Regions from separate parts of the Homo sapiens genome. Here region 1 is linked to region 2. The links are chromatin contacts, found by Hi-C in ENCODE. All regions are on one chromosome and are shown on one strand. The core of a region is the stretch at or near the end of the contact, and the rest is flanking DNA. Distances in the headings are between cores, read along the strand shown. Region 1 has its middle 61 kb from the start of CD24. Region 2 has its middle 84 kb from the start of LINC02532.

Region 1 (4,480 bases), core at 624-3,123, 42 kb after region 2:
AGGTTGATAAATTTGGAAAGGAGAACTTTATTTCTCATAAAGGGTTGCAGTTTGCAAGGTAGCCGTTCTAACAGGCTGGGAAGTGTAGCTTCTGGTCAGAAGCCAGAAACAGCACTTCAAGGGAGGAGTAAAGGGAACAGGAATTTATGCTGAGCAGCGTGACCGAATATACATATTGAATAAACTTTAAGACGAGTCATGAATAGTTACAAAAGGAGAAACACAACCCTGTGTAATTGAACTTTATGCTCTTCATGGATCCAAGGATGGAGTTTTGGGCCTTCTAATGTCAAAAGGCGAAGCAGAGGACATGAAGGTATTCAGTGCACATCATCTGTAGACTGGCCAGGACCACTCCACAGGCAGTGGTCTCTTATCAGGAAGGCAGGCTTATCAGTGTGTCAAAACCACAAAAAGGGAGGGGCAGTGTCAGGGAGTTGTTTGATATCCACAGTGGAGTCTTTCAAAAGGGTTGGTTTCTGTTTAATCTTTAGGGAAGAAAGACTAATGGCAGTTATCAAGGGAGGGGGTATAATGAGGCATGTCTGACCTGTCAGACCTCCCATCCCATCATGGCCAGGAACTCAGGTTTCAAGGTTTCTTTGCAGTCCCCTTGGCCAAGATGGGATTCATTCAGTTACTTGGGGGGGGGTGGGGGTGGGGCTTAGGTTTTATTTTTCTCAGTATTGAGAATTTTACCCATAGGGCTTTCTGAGGCAAAGCTTCCCATTTTGGTTCCATTGTTAAATGAAAGGTAAGAGATAGGAATTTGTCAGCAAAGAAAGGAAATTTGATGTCTTTTAAAAACAAAACATGGCATGAAGAAAGAATAACAAAATCAGAATTCCTCTGGAAATTCACTCCCATTGGCATATATACTGTTTATTTAGGGTGTTGCACAACATAAAGAGGATTTAGCACCTGGCAGGAAAGACTGAGTGTTCCAAAGATGGAGTAAACATAAGATCCTATAAAGAATTGCTAGTGAAAGACTCCATCTGCTTTCTTTGGCTGGAGTGACTGGTCACAAGGCAATTTTGAAGATGATTTTGAGTAGAAGAAGCCATATCCATGCACTGTTTGGTTTGGGGAGGGAGACCCAGGCCAGGGAAGAGGGGTTCAGCAAGTTCCAGGAGGTGAGGGCAGAAGCCCAGGAACTACACCATTCCACCCATGGCTCTGAAAACTTGGTAGAAGAAGCCCTCCATACTAACATGCACGAAGGCCCCAGCTCGCCTGCCCCAGCAATGCCAGCATCACCCTCCCTGCCCACCCGCTCTCTCACCTCGGCACTCTTACCAGGTTCTAGCACTGCTGCCTTGATGACTGCAGAGCTTCCAGCGGCCATCACAACAAAACCACAATCATTTTGCACCTAAGATGTAGAGCCTTGACCTTGGGGAGTCACAGAGATTACATTAAGAGATACAGAATGCAAGGAAATGCCCACTGGGGTTTAATCCTCTTGGGCTGCTCAAGTCCTGAGGTCTTCATAAAAGCAAGTTACTATGAAGATGGGAGGCAGCCACTGTCTGGCCTTGATTGTCCTCATGGGCCTCTGGAGTGGAAGATGAACCTTTAAAGGGGCTAAGTGCACACCATGAGGAAGAGAGTTTTAAGTGTTATACTGTGGGAGGAAAAGGCTGAACAGAAATTCAAAAGGCTCGTCTAAGTGCCATATTGAAAGAAAGTGAGAAAGCATAAGTCAGGGACCAGGAACAAGTAAGGCCTTGGGAACTTTCTGGAATCTTTTTAATTTCCTCATGTTTGCTTCTTCTATTATCTTCCTAGTATACTTTCCAGTAACACAACCTTTTCAAAATGCCTAAAGCAAAAAGGATCTGTGTGTTTGCTTTGGGAACAACAGTTAATCATGGGCTGGGGCAGCCTGAAAGAAGAAGGAAAACCTGAGGAACAGGGTGAGTCAGGAAGCTTTGGACAGGACACATAGTTGTCATAGAAGGAAGGAGAAGCAGCTGGGCCTGTTAGGTGACCCAGAAACTTAGTAATAAGGGAGTGGTTTCTCTGAAGTTTTTATTTTTATGCCCTTCTACAGTTTTGTATATTTCTATATAACCTATTTTTTGTTTATAATCTACTTTATTCCATAAAATATTTAAGTAGTCTATAGGATATAAGAAATATATTCAATAAAATATAAAGTCAAAAAAATGCAAAATGTTTTAAAAGGTTATGACCAGGAGAAAATTAGAACACGTGTTTGCATAAGGCCGTACTCTGTCACTAAACAGAGGCTCAGATTTGTCTCTGAACTTCCAGGCGCCTGAGACAGAACAGAAATCAGATACGTTACCCGAATCTCATTGTTCACTAGAAGACAAACAAACAATTGCTGAGGTAAAGTAAAAGATACTTATAGGACCTCACAGAGTGGTTGAAAAAAAAAAGTGACACCTCCACATTATCATCAAGAGGAAAGTTCACAAAGTTGTCTCTTACATGCTAAGAGGATGACTCAAGATGTAACTCAGAGTTTCTGTGGGAACTCTCCCCTCCTCACCTAACTAGAAAGCGGCAGAGCCAGATTTGGAACACAGGTCCTGTGACCTCAGCTCCTGTTTGCTTTGTACCTCCTTTCACCTAGCTGTTTCCTACTTCTCTTGCAGTCTCAATTTAAACTTCACTTCCTGAAAAAGACCTCTCTGGCCCTGGGCTGGACTAGGCCCCTGTTAGGTTCTCAGCACCCTGGGCCTTCTCTATCTTTCACACATCACATTCTTTGTTCTCATTTGTTTGATGTCTGTCTTTACCAACAGAATGAAAGCTCATGACAGGAGGGACCATCTGGTCATCTTTTTTTTTTTTTTGAGTCTCGCCCTGTCACCAGGCTGGAGTGCAGTAGCACGATCTCAACTCACTGCAACCTCCACCTCCTGGGTTCAAGCGATTCTCCTGCCTCAGCCTCCTGAGTAGCTGGGACTACAGGCATGCGCCACCACACCCAGCTAATTTTTTGTATTTTTAGTAGAGATGGGGTTTCACCATGTTGGCCAGGATGGTCTCGATCTCCTGATCTTGTGATCCGTCCACCTCAGCCTCCCAAAGTGCTAGGATTACAGTCATGAGTCACAGCGCCCGGCCTTTTTTATTTTATTTTATTTTGTTGAGACGGAGCTTCACTCTTGTTGCCCAGGCTGGAATGCAATGGTGCGATCTTGGCTCACTGCAACCTCCACCTCCCGGACTCAAGCGATTCTCCTGCCTCAGCCTCCTGAGTAGCTGGGATTACAAGCACCTGCCACCACATCGGGCTAATTTTTTGTATTTTTAGTAGGGATGTGGTTTCACCACGTTGACCATGGCTGGTCTCAAACTCCTGACCTCAGGTAGTCTGACTGCCTCGGCCTCCCAAAGTGCTGGGATTACAGGTGTGAGCCACTGTGCTTGGCCCATCTGGTCATCTTAATAGATGCTGACGTCCAGGTGCGGTGGCTCACGCCTGTAATTCCAGCACTCTCAGAGGCCAAGGCAGGAGGATCGTTGAACCCAGGAGTCCAAGGCCACCCTGGCAACATAGAGAGACCCTGTCTCTTAAAATATATATGTATTTATGTATTTATATATATATATATATGTATTTATGTATTTATATATATATATATATATATAAAAAGAAAAAATAGATGCTGAAAAAGCATTTACAAAATTCAACACCCATTCATGATGAAATCTCTCAGCAAACTAGGACTAGAAATAAACTTCCTCAACTTGACAAAGAACATCTGAGAAAAACTTATCATTAATATTAATATCATAGTTAATGGTGAAAGACTAAATGTTTTCTCCTGAAGGTCAGCAAGAATGTCCGTTCTAACCACTTCTATTCAACATTGTACCAGAGTTCCTAGCCTGTGAAATAAGGCAAGAAAAAAGAAATAAAAGGCACCCAGATTGAAAAGAAAAAAAATAACACTGCCTTTATCACAGATAACATGATTATCAATGTAGAACGTCTTGAGATTGATTTTTTAAAATCTGTGCCTATTAGTAAATAAAACAAATATGAAAGACAAAAGGTTAATTCATAAAAATTAACTGTATTTCTATAGAACAGTAATGAACAATTTGAAAATGAGTTAAGAAACAATAGAGTAAAATAACCTCAAAAATGTGAAATACTTATGGATACATTTAACAAAATGTATATGCAAGACATATAAACTGAAAACTTCAAAACATTTCCTTGAGAAATTAAGAATGATCTAAACATATGGAGAGACATTCCTTGTTCATGGATTGGAAGACTCAATATTGTGAAGATATCAATTCCTCCCAAATGGATCTATAGATTCAAAATAATCCCAAATAAAATTCCAGAAAATTTTTTGTAGAACTTGACAAGCTAATTTTAAAACTTATATGGAAATACAAACGACATAGAATAGGCAAACAATTTTGAAAAAGAATAGTCAGAGGACTTATACACGACCTGATTTCAAGATTTATTATAGGCCAGGAA
Region 2 (4,814 bases), core at 506-3,005:
TGTGTGTGTGTGTGTGTGTTTCTTTTTTAAGAGACAGGGTCTCACTATGTTGCCCAGGCTGGTCTCAAACTCCTCAGTCCTCCCACCTCACCCTCCCCAGTAGCTAAGATTATAGGTACGTGCCACCATACCTAGCTACAAATTGTATTTGATGTAAATAGTGTAATTTTATTAGGTGCGCAAAGGTCTTCATGGAGAAAAAGAAAAGATCAAAAGAGGCAGTTAGACCAGGGGTTTATATACCACTTTAACAAAGTGTGATAAAGTTGTGAAGAAGTGACAAGACGAAGGAAAGGGGGTTTGGGCTTCTAGAGGTGATGAATTGCTGAAAGGTAAATATATGAGGGAAACTAATGACAGCTGGGGCTTTATTTTAGTAAGGTTTGTTTGTGCGGTCCCATCTTAGTGCCAATTTTTCTGTCTGCAGTGATAGGGTTGTTCTTCTCTGATACGGGAAAGGGGAGGGGGAACACCTTCACATAGGGAAATTTATGTCCTGCTTTTAGACAGAGAGGGGGAAGGCAAAAAGCTCTTCCTACGTTGGCTGCTTCTTAGTTGCCTCCAGCGCAAAACACTCCTTATGACAAATTGGCATAAGGGTGAGGTAGTATATTCAGAACTCCTTCAATATTCAAGTCTGGGGTAGTAAGGGGAATAGGAGGGGAATATCCAAGTTTCTGACTTGAAGCTAGGTAGGAAGTGGTGGGACTCACTAATGTAGAAAGAAAGGAAGTTGGTAGCAACAAGAAGTGGATGCGTTCAGAATAGGTGAAATAGAGAGTCAGAAACAAGAGCTGAAAGACTGTGCTTAGAGAGCATGATGCTGGAAGTGCATGAGCTGAAGCAGTCCTGAGTAATAGCAAGGTCCAGGATGTGGCCATGATATCCAAGAAGTTGAAACTGCTTGGAAATGAGCAGGTCTAGGGCCTGAGAGCTGAAAATGTTTGGATGAACACAGAAGCTGCTCAATATGTGGCCTCCTGGCATTACAGCTTTGCCTCCCCATAACTACACACAGTAAATGAGCCATCTCTCTCAGCTTTGGCCTTATGAACAATCTATGAACATTCCTTTCACATTACTTTTCAAGCTGCTGATAGAAATACTAAACAGGCCTGAGGCAGATACTTACCTTGAGTATGCTTGGAGAATTCCAAATATGCCTTGATGGTTTTGAAGTATTTTGTTTTATATGGTTAGGGAGCATTGTCAAGATAATGTTCAATGTAGCCGGGCATGGTGGCACATGCCTGTAGTCCCAACTACTCAGGAAGCTGAGGTGGAAGAATGGTTGAGCCCAGGAGTTTGAGGTTACAATGAACTATGATCACACCACTGCACTCTAGCCTGGGTGACAGAGCCAGACTCTGTCTCTAAAAAATAAAAATACAGAAGATAATGTTCTATGTATTCAGGGGACTAATCCCTCACTTCCAGTTATTTCCCACAACAGGTTGATTGTAAGGCATGGCACATGGAGAAGGGTGAGGTATTTATCTTGTGGTTTATTTCCTGGATTTTATAATTTATAGGTAAGTTATATCACCCCAAATTTACTGAGCCCAGGTCCCACTAATAACAAAAAGCTCTATATCTCCCATTAAGATATATGCAACATGCAAAAAGGCTCTTGGGCTTTTTAGCCATTATGTTTTCTGTTGCACTTGGACCTAAAACCTCAACTTCCATATTCAAGCCTGGGATGATCAAGGGGGTGGAGGGGAGTGCAGGGAGGTAGAATGAAGGGGTGCTACTGTCGGTAGACAGACTGAGATGGCAAGGAGCCTAGACAAATGAAGATAAATTGAGTCAGAAGATCTGGATTCTTGCCCAGGTCTGGCCCTTCTTAGCTCTGTGAATTGGGCAGGTCACTGAACATTGTCTACTAAGTAGGAGTTGTATTAGTTTACCATGCCTAGTTCAATAGGTTATCGTGGGTACAAAGGTGGAACAATGGATGGGAAGGTGCTTTGTAATTACTCATTCATTAGAGATGAGGGAAGAAACTGTTGGCACTTTTTATGAGGGAAGAATCTGTTGGGCCTGCATTTCCAACCATCTGCAAGACTTTGCTACATATTAACTCTGCCTATCACTATGCATAATCCTTCCCATTGGCAAGATCCTTTGAAAACCGAGGGCTGTCAGCAGAGCCACTTGATTCTGGTTATTGAGAAAAGCTTTTCCTGCCAGTTCAACCTAAGCCTGGGCCTTCCCTAGGCCCATTTTAGCACCAGGTGGCAGAAAAAAGAAAATCTGAATGTAAAACATCTTAAAGAGTCATTTTACATTTCCTGGAAGTCTCAGGGCAGGGGGCTGTAGCCCAGAAAGAGGAATTACACTCCTATAACACACAGAGAAACACTCTCAAATCCTAGCTGGAAAATCTTCTCCCCTAGGCCTGTCATGAAGACAGCTGCTTCCCTAAGTCCCTCTCATCTTCTCCCATACTCTTGCCTTCTCCACCTCTGCTCTCACTTCTTACTGAACTTTTTCATCCTAATTTGGATAATTTTCTGATGTTTTTCTCCATCCACAACCCAAGCAGCCCAGTGCAGCCCAACAGCTGAGCTTTGTTTGTGTATTAGAAGAAACTTATGGGCCAGGCTCAGTGGATAGAGCTTGTAATCACAGCACTTTGGGAGGCCAAGGCGGGCAGATCTCTTGAGGCCAGGAGTTCAAGACCAGCCTGGCCAACATGAAACTCCGTCTCTACTAAAAATACAAAAATTAGCCGAGCGTGGTGGCACATGCCTGTAATCCCAGCTACTCAGGAGGCTGAGGCAGGAGAATCGCTTGAACCCGGAAGGCAGAGGGAGGGAGCCGGCATTGTGCCACCGCAGTCCAGCCTCGGCAACTAAGGGAGACTCTGTCTCAAAAAAAAAAAAAAAAAAAAAAAAGGAGTATGAATACTTACTTTTTTTCCAGCTGCCTCTGCCCTGGACACACTTTTCCAGCTGTCTCTGCCCTGAAGCTGTGTATATGCCGGTGCATGGCCTGAGAAGAGATAAAGATCTCTCCTTTAGATCCTGGGAAGTGCATGCCAACACCGGAGAGCTGCCTGCTCTCAGGAGCTGGAGGCCCTTGGGTAGGCTGTAGGCCCCACACTGTGGCCCACTCCCTTCCTTCTCTTCTCCTAATAACCACTGCTGAACAAGTTTGAGTCCCCAGGCAGGTACGTGGCTCATAAATTGTTCAGCAAAGGGTGGCTGTTAAGATGACTAATAGTGTGCCATGAGCTGTAGGGGTATTCAAGGGAAATATGACCCAACTCTGCCTTGGAGAAGTTTAAAATCTATCAGTGTAGGTGGGTAGTGTTTCTTACATTCTAGTACTGACAGAACCTTAAATCTGGTTGAAACAAAGGTCCAGTCCTCTGCCTTTCAGCAGGAAAAAGTCTTTAATTTACATATAAAGCCTTTGAGTCTTGGGCAAGTTAAGTAATTTTTCTCAAGATCACACATTTGTCTGGGACAAGAACTACATCCTCTCTTAGCCTTCTGGCTCTCCATAAGAGACAACATTCACATGTTTTCTGTTCTTCAAAAAGTAGCAGTTGCCTTCTAAACTTATCCGGTACAAAGTTGTGAAAATTGATCTGTCTATTGTTTTGACTGCCCTTGCAATATTTGGGTCATCTCAAACTGAGGCTACCTAAAATCCCAGAGCTGTGTCTCCAAGCCAGTGATAAGCCAGATGGCAGAGGATGAAATGTTATTAGACTCCATTTATCCAGAAGAGGATAGCTATACCATTAAGAAGGAGGAGAATAAATTAGTAAGCAATGTAACTGCAACATGGCAGCAGAGGAAAGATTTTGAATGTATTAACAGCATTTTCTTTAAAAAAAAAAAAAAATGGCACTGTGAAAAGGGGAAGAAGCAGGAAATGGCCTTAAAAAATATGAGTACAAAGACATATTGATTAAGAGATATGGGTAGTTCCATCAAATAAATATAAAAGAAAAGCCAGGTCAGGTTAAGACTCTGCCACTTCAAGGAATTAGTGAAGATGAACATAACCTATCCTTCCTTTTGGTCTCTCTGGATCTCAGGCAGGCACTCTCTCTCCCATCTCTCTCTCTCTCATACACACGCACACACACACACATACACACGTGCACACAGACGAGTGGGATAAATATCGCGAATGCAGCACAGACCACCACCTTAAATCTCATAATCATTCTATTTCAAGGTTGCTCAAGTCTGACAGCTCTAACTACAACTCCAGAACTTCAGAAGGTTTATTTGAAGAGCTGTTCAAGTGCTATGAACTACAAAGGCTTCTGGGCTTTTCTATTCCTTGCCTATAAACTCAGTTGAAAACTTCTTTTCTTCTTCCCCTACCCCCCTTAGAGGGCAGTCTGTGATACCATTAGTAGTTCTAAAATGGTGAACACCAGAATGCTGTTCAATTGACCAGTAACTTAAATCCATTTAAGTTTAATGATATAAACTAAACTGCTGGACTCCTGGGTGCTAGGAAACACCACATCAGAAATATGCCATGTGGGGCCGGGCGTGGTGGCTCACGCCTGTAATCCCAGCACTTTGGGAGACCAAGGCGGGCGGCTTGCAAGGTCAGGAGACCGAGAACATCCTGGCTAACACGGTGAAACCCCGTCTCTACTAAAAACACAAAAAAATTAGCCAGGCGTGGTCGTGGGCACCAGTAGTCCTAGCTACTTGGGAGGCTGAAGCAGGAGAATGGCGTGAACCCGGGAGTCAGAGCTTGCAGTGAGCCGAGATCACGCCACTGCACTCCAGCCTGGGCAACAGAGCGACACTCCGTCTAAAAAAAAAAAAAAGAAA

What was found. Hi-C counts contacts between places; a loop is a spot of excess contacts on that map. Pooled maps may share reads with other maps.
Region 1: a loop to region 2 is called in a map of PC-9, with 7 times the contacts of the local background. The contact joins two enhancer-like sites. A Hi-C loop is called at or near these places in 5 of 168 maps with a recorded cell type or tissue (Caco-2, Calu3, HepG2 and 2 more) and 4 of 50 pooled maps.

The regions. Positions count from the first base shown.
Region 1 is chr6:106,911,363-106,915,842 of GRCh38, forward strand. No RefSeq gene overlaps it. Among named protein-coding and RNA genes, the nearest start is that of CD24, 61 kb to the right of the region's middle. RefSeq lists an enhancer at 2,403-2,472. Within about 2 kb of position 1,874, at least 7 of the 41 ENCODE cell types and tissues checked have a DNase peak (open chromatin) inside an H3K27ac peak, as active enhancers do; they include PC-9 and mammary epithelial cell, where a contact is called at or near this core.
Region 2 is chr6:106,869,141-106,873,954 of GRCh38, forward strand. No RefSeq gene overlaps it. Among named protein-coding and RNA genes, the nearest start is that of LINC02532, 84 kb to the left of the region's middle. Within about 2 kb of position 1,756, at least 3 of the 41 ENCODE cell types and tissues checked have a DNase peak (open chromatin) inside an H3K27ac peak, as active enhancers do; they include PC-9 and mammary epithelial cell, where a contact is called at or near this core.